Regions from separate parts of the Homo sapiens genome. Here region 2 is linked to region 1. Evidence: chromatin loops called from intact Hi-C (ENCODE). Cell type or tissue: endothelial cell of umbilical vein. All regions are shown on one strand. Links, peaks and the distances in the headings refer to the core of each region. The heading gives the core; the rest is flanking DNA. Region 1 overlaps DISC1 (DISC1 scaffold protein). Region 2 overlaps DISC1 (DISC1 scaffold protein).

Region 1 (4,394 bases), core at 210-4,209:
AAATATTTGCACTCAAATAAATGGTCACAGTGTCTTATGCCTGAGAGCCAGCCCCATACTGGAAGCAACCTAAATATCCATCAGCAGGAAGATGCAAAAATAATACTATAGCTATGCAATGAAAGACTACTCAGCAATAAAAAGAAACAAACTCGTCATACATGCAGCAACATGTATGTGTCTTTTTCTTTCTTTCTTTTTTTTTTTTTTGAGACAGAGTTTTGTTCTTGTTGCCCAGGCTGGAGTGCAGTGGTACGATCTCAGCTCACTGCAACCTCCACCTTCCAGTTTGAAACTATTCTCCTGCCTCAGCCTCCCAAGTAGCTAGGATTACAAGTGCCCACCACCACGCCCAGTTAATTTTTGTATTTTTTAGTAGAGCCGGGGTTTCACCATGTTGGCCAGACTGTTCTCAAACTCCTGACCTCGTGATCCACCCACCTCAGCCTTCCAAAGTGCTGGGATTACAGGCGTGAGCCACCGCGCCCAGCCAACATGTACATGTCTTTAGAAAAGATGCAAAAGAGTAGTGCCACATGATTCCATTAAGTTCTAGAACAGCCAAAATTAATCCATGGTAGAAGATATCAGAACAGAGGAGGGACGATGATGACTGGGACAAGATAGGGTGTTGTTTCTTGAGTGATGAGACTGTTCTATCTCTTGGTAGGGCTGTTCGTAACACAGGTGTCAAAATTCAAGAACTGTAAACACTTAAGACCTGTGCATTCCACTGAATATAAACCATACCTCAATTAAAAAGAGGAAAAATTAAGAAATTTTTAAGCATGAACATTGAACAATAAATAAATATATAACATTAATGAGTGTCCCATAAATTAGTTAGTGTTAATTAGAAAACCCCACTGTGTTTTCTCAGAATTTATAGTAACCATAATCACAATAATAGCTACAAACTTTCTCACCTTTAAATGTCATCACAACTTTAGGAAACAGGTTATATCTTATATTATTATTATTATTATTATTATTATTATTATTATTATTATTTTACATTTTAACATCTCTGAAACAGGGATGTGTCCTACAATCACCATCAGCCAGGAAGTGGTCAGGATGCAGTGGTTATAACTGGATTATTTTCCCTGGCCTGGCTGACCATCTGCAACCCCCTGGTGTTTCAATGTACAAACTATTTTAGGACCATCTGCGTACTGGCTGTTGCCTGAAAATCTTGTGTTGATGTGGATTTGTAAGACTGGGAAAGCACCAGCATTCAAAACTTGAAGAAAGGTGTTAGCAGTTTGGCAGACAATCCTACAGAAAACTCTTTATTCTTGGGGGAGAAAAAGTTGCCTCCCATCAACTTCAATGGTTCACAGGATGATGACGTGTGGGGAAACACAAACCTCGACAACATTGAGTCCAAATGTGTTTCGGAAGACTCAGAATGAAGAAGAAGATGCCAAGGAAAACCTTAACCAATTTATTTTCCTTTTTAATGAGTGATATGTGATTTTTCAAAAGCCTAAATACATCTAAAAGAGCTATATCAGTTAAGTATAAGATAAAAATTCTAAACCATAGAAAGCACTGTTACTGCTTAATTGACAGCAATTTTTCTTTCTTTGCAATGTATAAAATAATGGGTGCTTTTTATGTTCACTGAAATTCATATTGTTGTCTCCTTTTACAGCTGGGAAAGCGGAAATCTGGAGAACTAAAATATCTTGCTGAAGATCACAATGCAGTAAAGCATAGGGCAAGTTTCCAACTCGAACATCACCCCAGAACACTTCCTTTTAAACATAAATTATGTTGCTAACTTTTTTATTGTTACTTAGCAGGCAGATTTCAAACTGATACAAATGTTGAAAATGATACAAAATGTTTTCCCACCTTAAAGGCATTCTGAAACCTAGCACATAACATCTGTCACTGAAGTCCATAGTTTCCAATGCCATGATTGGATAAAGACCCTATTGAGACTCATGTGTTTGTCTCTCACTGCTTAAAACACTCATGTGTTTTAAGCAACATGACAAGCACAAAAGAGAACAAGTACTGCTCCTGCTCTCCAGGAAGTTACCATAAAATAAAGGGGATAAGGTGCCTTCCAAAGAAAAAACAAATACTAGGAGAGGTCAGAGGAGAAGAGAGATTATTCCAGAAGGAGAGACTGAGGCAGATTTCAGGAGGGAAGAATATAAGAGTCCCAAAAGAAGAAACAGGAACCCAGGTTAGAGAGCAATGGGCAAGGGGTAGGAGGTGAGACTAAACTCACAAGGAAGTTGCTTCAAAACAATAGTGCCCCAAATGCCAAGCTGATGGGTTGGACCCATTTAGGAAAAACCCACAAAGTCCACAGGAGAGCAGACTGCACTTCCATGAGCTTCAAGCTGTAAACAGTAACCTCAAATAAAACTTTTCCCGGATCGGTAATTTCCATCCTGAACAATGGCCAAGTCAAGGAAGCTGAGGATCGAGCCCCCTACCGCATGCCACAAAGAACCTCAAGGGACCCCATGCTCTGGGGAGCTCGCAGGAGGACCAGCACAGAGGTGTGACTGCGTTGGGGCAGGGTGGCCACATGTACAATGTTGTACCTTCCAATGTTCCTCCTTAGGCTGTGCTTATGAAGTCCCAACATGTCTTCTGGGCTGTGTTTTCAACCAAGAGAGTTAATAAAAAGTGGGATGGGCACCAACTATGCCTCCAGAGACATCAGGCAGAATATGCCACAGCGTGCCATGTCCTCCTGCAAACAGTCAGAAAGAAAAGATCTCTAAAAGCAGATTGGAAGAGACTATATATACAGAGCGAGTGCCGGTACAGAAGTTTTGCTGCAAATACACCCTCTAATCCCTTGCAACCCACTGCAAGCTCGAGAGACCAGTGCCCTTGGTAAAACATAGGAGAGATCATTAATTAAAGCCTAGGCCCTTTCTTTGATCCTGAGGGATAAGGCTTGGGAAAATGCACAGTGATAAAAGTGAACATTTTAAAAGAGCAGAGTGAGTGTGAATTCCCAAAGAGACCATTCATATCAAGACCCAAGCCATGAGAAAATGCTACAATGCCCTTGATCAATACTTTATAGGCATTTTGACCTCAGATCTAATCCCATGAGGCTTAGACCAAGACCTTGCTTGATGCAGACCTCTCTGACTGCTGAAATTGGTCAGGAGCTCAGTGATGAAAATTTGGAAAGTCAATGCTGATACCTGAAGAAAGTCCCATCAGAGATCTGTGACCTGAATCTTCATAACTTTCACAGGCCCTTTCTAAATGCCAAGGAGGATGTGTGTGGAGAAGAATATGCCACCTATGGCATCCCAATATGCCTGTGCCCGCCTGCTCTTCAACAAGGGAATGAAACCTGGGTATTCTCATAGGTTTTTTAAAGCACTTGTCCACATATTTTATTCCGCAAATAACACAATTTAAAATTCAGCTAGAATTTGCCATTTTCTGTCAGGGTTGTGCATTTCTTCCAGTCACCATGACTTCCTGAGATAGCCAAAACACAAAATTTAAATTGTGTTTAAATTAAATAAACACAATTTATGCTGAAGCTGACTTTACCCACTCTGTTCCAACATTACTTATCCTCAGCATCTCTGAATTCAAATATCAGCCAGGTGTGGTGGCTCATACCTGTAAGCCCAGCACTTTGGCAAGCCAAGATGGGAAGGTTGCTTGAGGAGTTGGAGACCAGCCTGGGCAACATAGCAAGACCCCCATCTCTACAAAAAAATTAAAAAATTAGCCAGGCATGGTGGTATGCACCTTTAGTCCTAGCTACTTGGGAGGCTGAGGTGAGAAGATCACTTGAGCCCAGGAGCTTGAGGTGGCAGTGAGTCATGATCATACCACTGCACTGTAGCCTGAGCAACAGAGCAAGACCCCATCCCTTAAAAAAAATACCTGCCCTCTGTACTTCATAGCACCTGGGGCATTTTGAACAGTTCTTCCTTCACCTGAGGTCATTATTTGAGAATCCAATTTTAGAGACTACAATGCTCTCATTACTTGGATTGTATCATTTAATCTTCCCAACAATCCAGGAAGGGGAGTCTCTTAATGATTGTCCTTGATTTCCAGTTAAAAAATCTAGACCCAGAGGTAACCTTGTGAAGGTCACAGAGTTTCAGAGTTCTAAGATCCCATGCGAGATTGCTGAACTTGAACTTGTTTCTTCTGATCTCATGTCAATAAGTGACTTAGTCAACACCTGGGTAGAAATCATCACTAAAGTGAGAAAGCACATGGTGAGGGGGATGAATCCTGTGCCCACATGGTCCCTTTCACCTGCCCAATCCTCAGGCCTCTCACCTGGGGTACCCCTCACACACATGGCACTTTCCTGAACTCATGGACATTTCAGTTTGTAACGATCCTCCTAAGATTATCTACTTTCACCTATCCACATT
Region 2 (4,394 bases), core at 159-4,158, 49 kb before region 1:
TTTAATTGTACTAAGACTACCATGCAACCAAATAAAATAATTAGACTGCTACTTTCTCCTTCTGGAGTAATCTGATATTCAGGATGAGAGATTTAACATAGGATTTTATATATCAAAACAAAAATAAAATTGGAAGGAACAATATACAAGAATTTTTGTATAAGGAAGCCTTCTTAACATCTACCTTTCTTTTTAAACGGTCATCACGTCGTTCAGTACCAAAAAATGGTGTCCACCTCCTCAGATTTTTTTGTTGTTGTTGTTGTTTTATTTTGTTTTTGAGACGAGTCTCCCTGTCACCCAGGCTGGAGTGCAGTGGTGCGATCTTGGCTCACTGCAAGCTCTGCCTCCCGGGTTCATGTCATTCTCCTGCCTCAGCGTCCTGCGTAGCTGGGATTACAGGCGCCCACCACCACACCCAGCTAATTTTTTGTATTTTTAATAGAGACGGGGTTTCACTGTGTTAGCCAGGATGGTCTCAATCTCCTGACCTCGTGATCTGCCCACCTCGGCCTCCCAAAGTGCTGGGATTACAGGCGTGAGCCACTGCGCCCGGCCCACCCCCTCAGGTTTTCTAATGACACTACCAATATATAGAAAACAGAGGCAACGCTTATGAGCCTCTTATAACTGAATGAAAGATCAAGGTGCTTGTTATACAGACGACATATAGGGAAGCCTGATGTAGGAAAAAAAAATGAAAACTTCTAAAATTCCTTTCTGTTTTCATCTGAAAATTTGCCCTCAGAAATGAGAATAATGAAAAATTGCAAGTATCGTTTTATAAATGATGAGTTGCATGTGTTTTTATTGTTAATTTTGTGTGACGAAAACTGTTTCACTTCCAATGTTCATATACTGCTACCTGGCTATACTCTGCAAAAGGATTTATGAAAAAGATCTTCATAAAAAAAGTCTATAGTACCAGCCAGTACAGCCCTTTTGTGTGGAAAGGCACTAAACAGAACTCCCCAGTGCAAGAGCAAAGGGCATTTTTCTCTTCAGGCGACACAGTGATTTCCTCCAAGAAAAGAAGAATTGAATAACCGCTTTGATTCTGAGTTTCCGCTCATGGACTTCTGATCTACACTGGTCCTTTTCCTCCACATTGTTCCTGGAGAAACTGGCAGTAGACTAGACCTTGGCTCCAGCATCCTTTCATTCTTACGGAGATGAGAAACCAGGGACTCATTGCCCTACTTTCTTAAAAAGCCCAGGGCAAAGAAATGGATGAACTCACCTAGAGATTCTGATATTGGAAAGAAGTTGCAATCTGTCCCATGACAGTTTTATGAGAAGTTCAATCTACCCCAAGAGTCTGAAAGAACCCATATTGTGTTATTAAAAGCAATGGTTCGAATCTACCTGAATTCAACATAAAGCTATGCTTTTGTTAAAAGAATGTTTTAGGCCAGGCGCGGTGGCTCACGCATGTAATCCCAGCACTTTGGGAGGCCAAGGCAAGGAAATTGCTTGAGGCCAGGAGTTCAAGACCAGCCTGGCCAACATGGTGAAACCCCTTCTCTACTAAAAGTACAAAAATTAGCCAGGCATGGTGGCGGGTACCTGCAGTCCCAGCAACTGTGGAGGCTGAGGTGGGAAAATTGCTTAAACCTGGGAGGCAGAGACCGCAGTGAGCCAAGATCGCACCACAGCACTCCATCCCGGGCGACAGAGACCCTGTCTCAAAAAAAAAAAAAAAAAAAAAAAAAAAAAAAAGAACATTTTATAAACTATGTCAATCAAAACTAAATTCTTGTTAGTTCTATATTTTCATGGCAATGAGCCTGCAGACCCTGTGAAGGCATTACAAACTATGCACGTGCTGAAACTTGGAGCTTATCTGCAAGCTAATGAAGACATGTTGGTCTTTTATTATCCCTTTTATTACCAAAATGGGGTGACCGACTTTATTATACAAAAGCCATATAAGTCCTTTGCAGAGTCAGAGACTAACTCTGTCACTTATTTGCTATGAATGTGGGCATTTTTTACTTACATGAGCCTCGATTTCAACAAACTGAGAACAATGTCTACCTTCAAGGTGAGAAATAAACTAATATTCATAAAGTATTCCCAACTGTGCCTGACACACGAAATCTCCAGCAAACAGCAGCTGCTGCCAGCATCACATCATCACTCCATGGTGCAAGTCATTTTGAAATGATCACATGATTTGAAAATATTACCAAACTAAATGTCTTTCCAAGTGCAGCAAAGATATCCAGATGTTTCCTGGGTCACCTGAAGTCACCATTATTAACCCAATAAATGGCCAGAGACACTTAAATCCTCTCTAAGTGAAGAATGAAGAGGTCTTTCTAGTTCTGATTCTATAACATTAACTAAGGGTTGTCTGGATACCACCCTTAAGTAACAAAATATTACAAAGCAATCATACACCAGATACTTCATTTTAAGACAGAAATGGTGTCTGAAAACCAGAAGAAAAAAATTTACCAAGTTCTTTCATAAGCAGACTATTATTCTTATCCTCAAATAACTAAAAATTATCTGCTAAAACCATCGAAGTAGTCATTTCTTGAGTATACTTCTTTGGAGTCCAAATATGACACCACTAAGGGAATCCTCACAATGGGAAACAGTTGCCATGAGTGATGAGAACACCAAGAATGCTCAGCTCAGAGGCAGCATTCCGTCTCTGCTCTGCCTAATAATAGCTGCTGGAGCTACTTCCAGCCACTTAGGCCTCTGAGTCTCAGATGCCTCATGTATAACACCACCTACTCTACAGGGTTGTTTTGTAAATCAGAAATGAAATAAAACGATGATAAAGCTTTTTATCATCCGTAAAGTAATATAACTGTTGTCAGGTGTGGTGGGTGCTGGAGCCATCCTCCTGGTGAAAGCCAGTTGATAAACTTTCAAGAATTTTGTGAGCCACTTGTTAAACCAGAAATAGCTGGAAATCAGCCACAGTGGGAGATTTACACTATGGAAATGGCCAGACGTTGCCAATCAGGACTTTTTTTTCCTGGAGAACTGGTTCCTAAGCATTTAACAGCACACTATTGGTCCTAGTCGCTGTTGTAAATAGATATAAAGCTTCCTAGGCCTACAGATGAGTGAGCAAACATTAATGGGAAAGTAATCTACTATGAGGTAATATCTCAATCAGACTCTTAAAACATTCATTGAATGAGCAAAGCAAGAAATAAGAGAGCATACTAAGAGATGAAAATGGAAAACTATCACGTGACAGCAACCTCTTGTACATGCTGTGGTCTGACCTTGATATTGAATGGCATCATCAAATTGCATAATCACTAAGATCTACCAAAACATAAAGCAAGTTAAAAGCTAAATTTACTCAAGATATAGTGGCTACTGTAGTGAAATCAAAAAGAAATAAATACAAATAACTAAATAATAATTAGGCTCTGAGAAAAATTCAGTCAAGTATGTCCTTTCTGAGAAAAAACTTCCAAAACCACAACAACCAAAAAAAAAAAAAAAAAAAAAAAAACTTGTCAAAATCAATGACAGAGTCTGGGTGCGGTGGCTCACTCCTGTAATCTCAGCACGTTGGGAGGCCAAGGTGGGGGAGGATTGCTTGAGGCTAGGAGTTCAAGACTAGCCTGGTCAATGTAGCAAGACCCCATCTCTAATAAAAATAAATAAATAAATAATAAAAACAATGACAGAAAAGGCTTTTAACCTCAAAATGTAAGAAACACTCCACCCGAAGCACACTCTCAATCATGTCTCATTGCATCTTTGTTAGACAGATAACCAGTCCCACCCTGATGGATTTCAATTCATACAACGGCACCATCACAGAGCCCAGATGAAGCTCCTGTTTCTCATGTTCTTCAAGGACTTTCCTGTGCCGACATTCACAGGAACAGAACAAAACTAAGTTGAAGACTTTCTTTAGATAAAGGAAATAGAAAAACACAATACCATTTGAAGGCAAAAGTGCCCTTGCGGAAAAAAATTGATGAGGGACAGAATCATCTTCAACTGCTAGGTCCAAAAATGCAGTCTGCAATTCTGCCAAACTCATCCCACACAGGACTCTGCTGACACAGGTTACTGTATTGCAAGAGGATGAAACTGGCTTAGATTAGAAAGATTTGTCCCAATTCAAGGAATGAATCAGTGAGAGATAAAGGGTAGGGAAATGTGTCTCATTCAAGCCAAATTTCAGTTTTTGCAAGTGCAAAAAGATAACAAAAAATGAGAATTGTGGGGAATGGAAAATGCTTGATAGTGATAAGTCTGAAGATAGAAAAGAATAGACTCTGCAGCCGGCAAAAATATTATGACATGGAGCCAGGAGGGAAAAAATGTTGGCCCTTTATTTTCTTAAATTCTTTCCTGAAAACGTGGGCTTTTCATATCTGCTTAACCCTGAGAAGGCTCCAAACACA

Evidence for each region. A loop is a pair of places that touch in the nucleus more often than their neighbours do. Peaks named below come from ENCODE experiments on the same cell type or tissue, not always from the same donor. Only the 100,000 strongest peaks of a DNase experiment are listed, where the experiment ranks them.
Region 2: it touches region 1 in a loop (2.6-fold over the local background); 3 of 110 quality-filtered maps call a loop at or near these places.

Annotation. Positions count from the first base shown.
Region 1 is chr1:231,811,555-231,815,948 of GRCh38, reverse strand. All of the region lies in intron 8 of DISC1 (DISC1 scaffold protein), which reads right to left. The region is part of intron 11 of TSNAX-DISC1 (TSNAX-DISC1 readthrough (NMD candidate)); the gene reads right to left. DISC2 (disrupted in schizophrenia 2) reads left to right here. Exons shown (of 1, transcript NR_002227.2): 1 at 1-1,323. LOC105373170 (a long non-coding RNA gene) reads left to right here. Exons shown (of 4, transcript XR_949268.4): 3 at 1,658-4,394. Among named protein-coding and RNA genes, the nearest start is that of DISC2, 4.8 kb to the left of the region's middle. In endothelial cell of umbilical vein, for the core only: no CTCF peak of the experiment used is centred there; DNase peaks (open chromatin) are centred at 1,308 and 1,728; H3K27ac peaks cover 1,409 bases.
Region 2 is chr1:231,860,546-231,864,939 of GRCh38, reverse strand. The region is part of intron 9 of DISC1 (DISC1 scaffold protein); the gene reads right to left. All of the region lies in intron 12 of TSNAX-DISC1 (TSNAX-DISC1 readthrough (NMD candidate)), which reads right to left. Among named protein-coding and RNA genes, the nearest start is that of DISC2, 44 kb to the right of the region's middle. In endothelial cell of umbilical vein, for the core only: no CTCF peak of the experiment used is centred there; no DNase peak of the experiment used is centred there.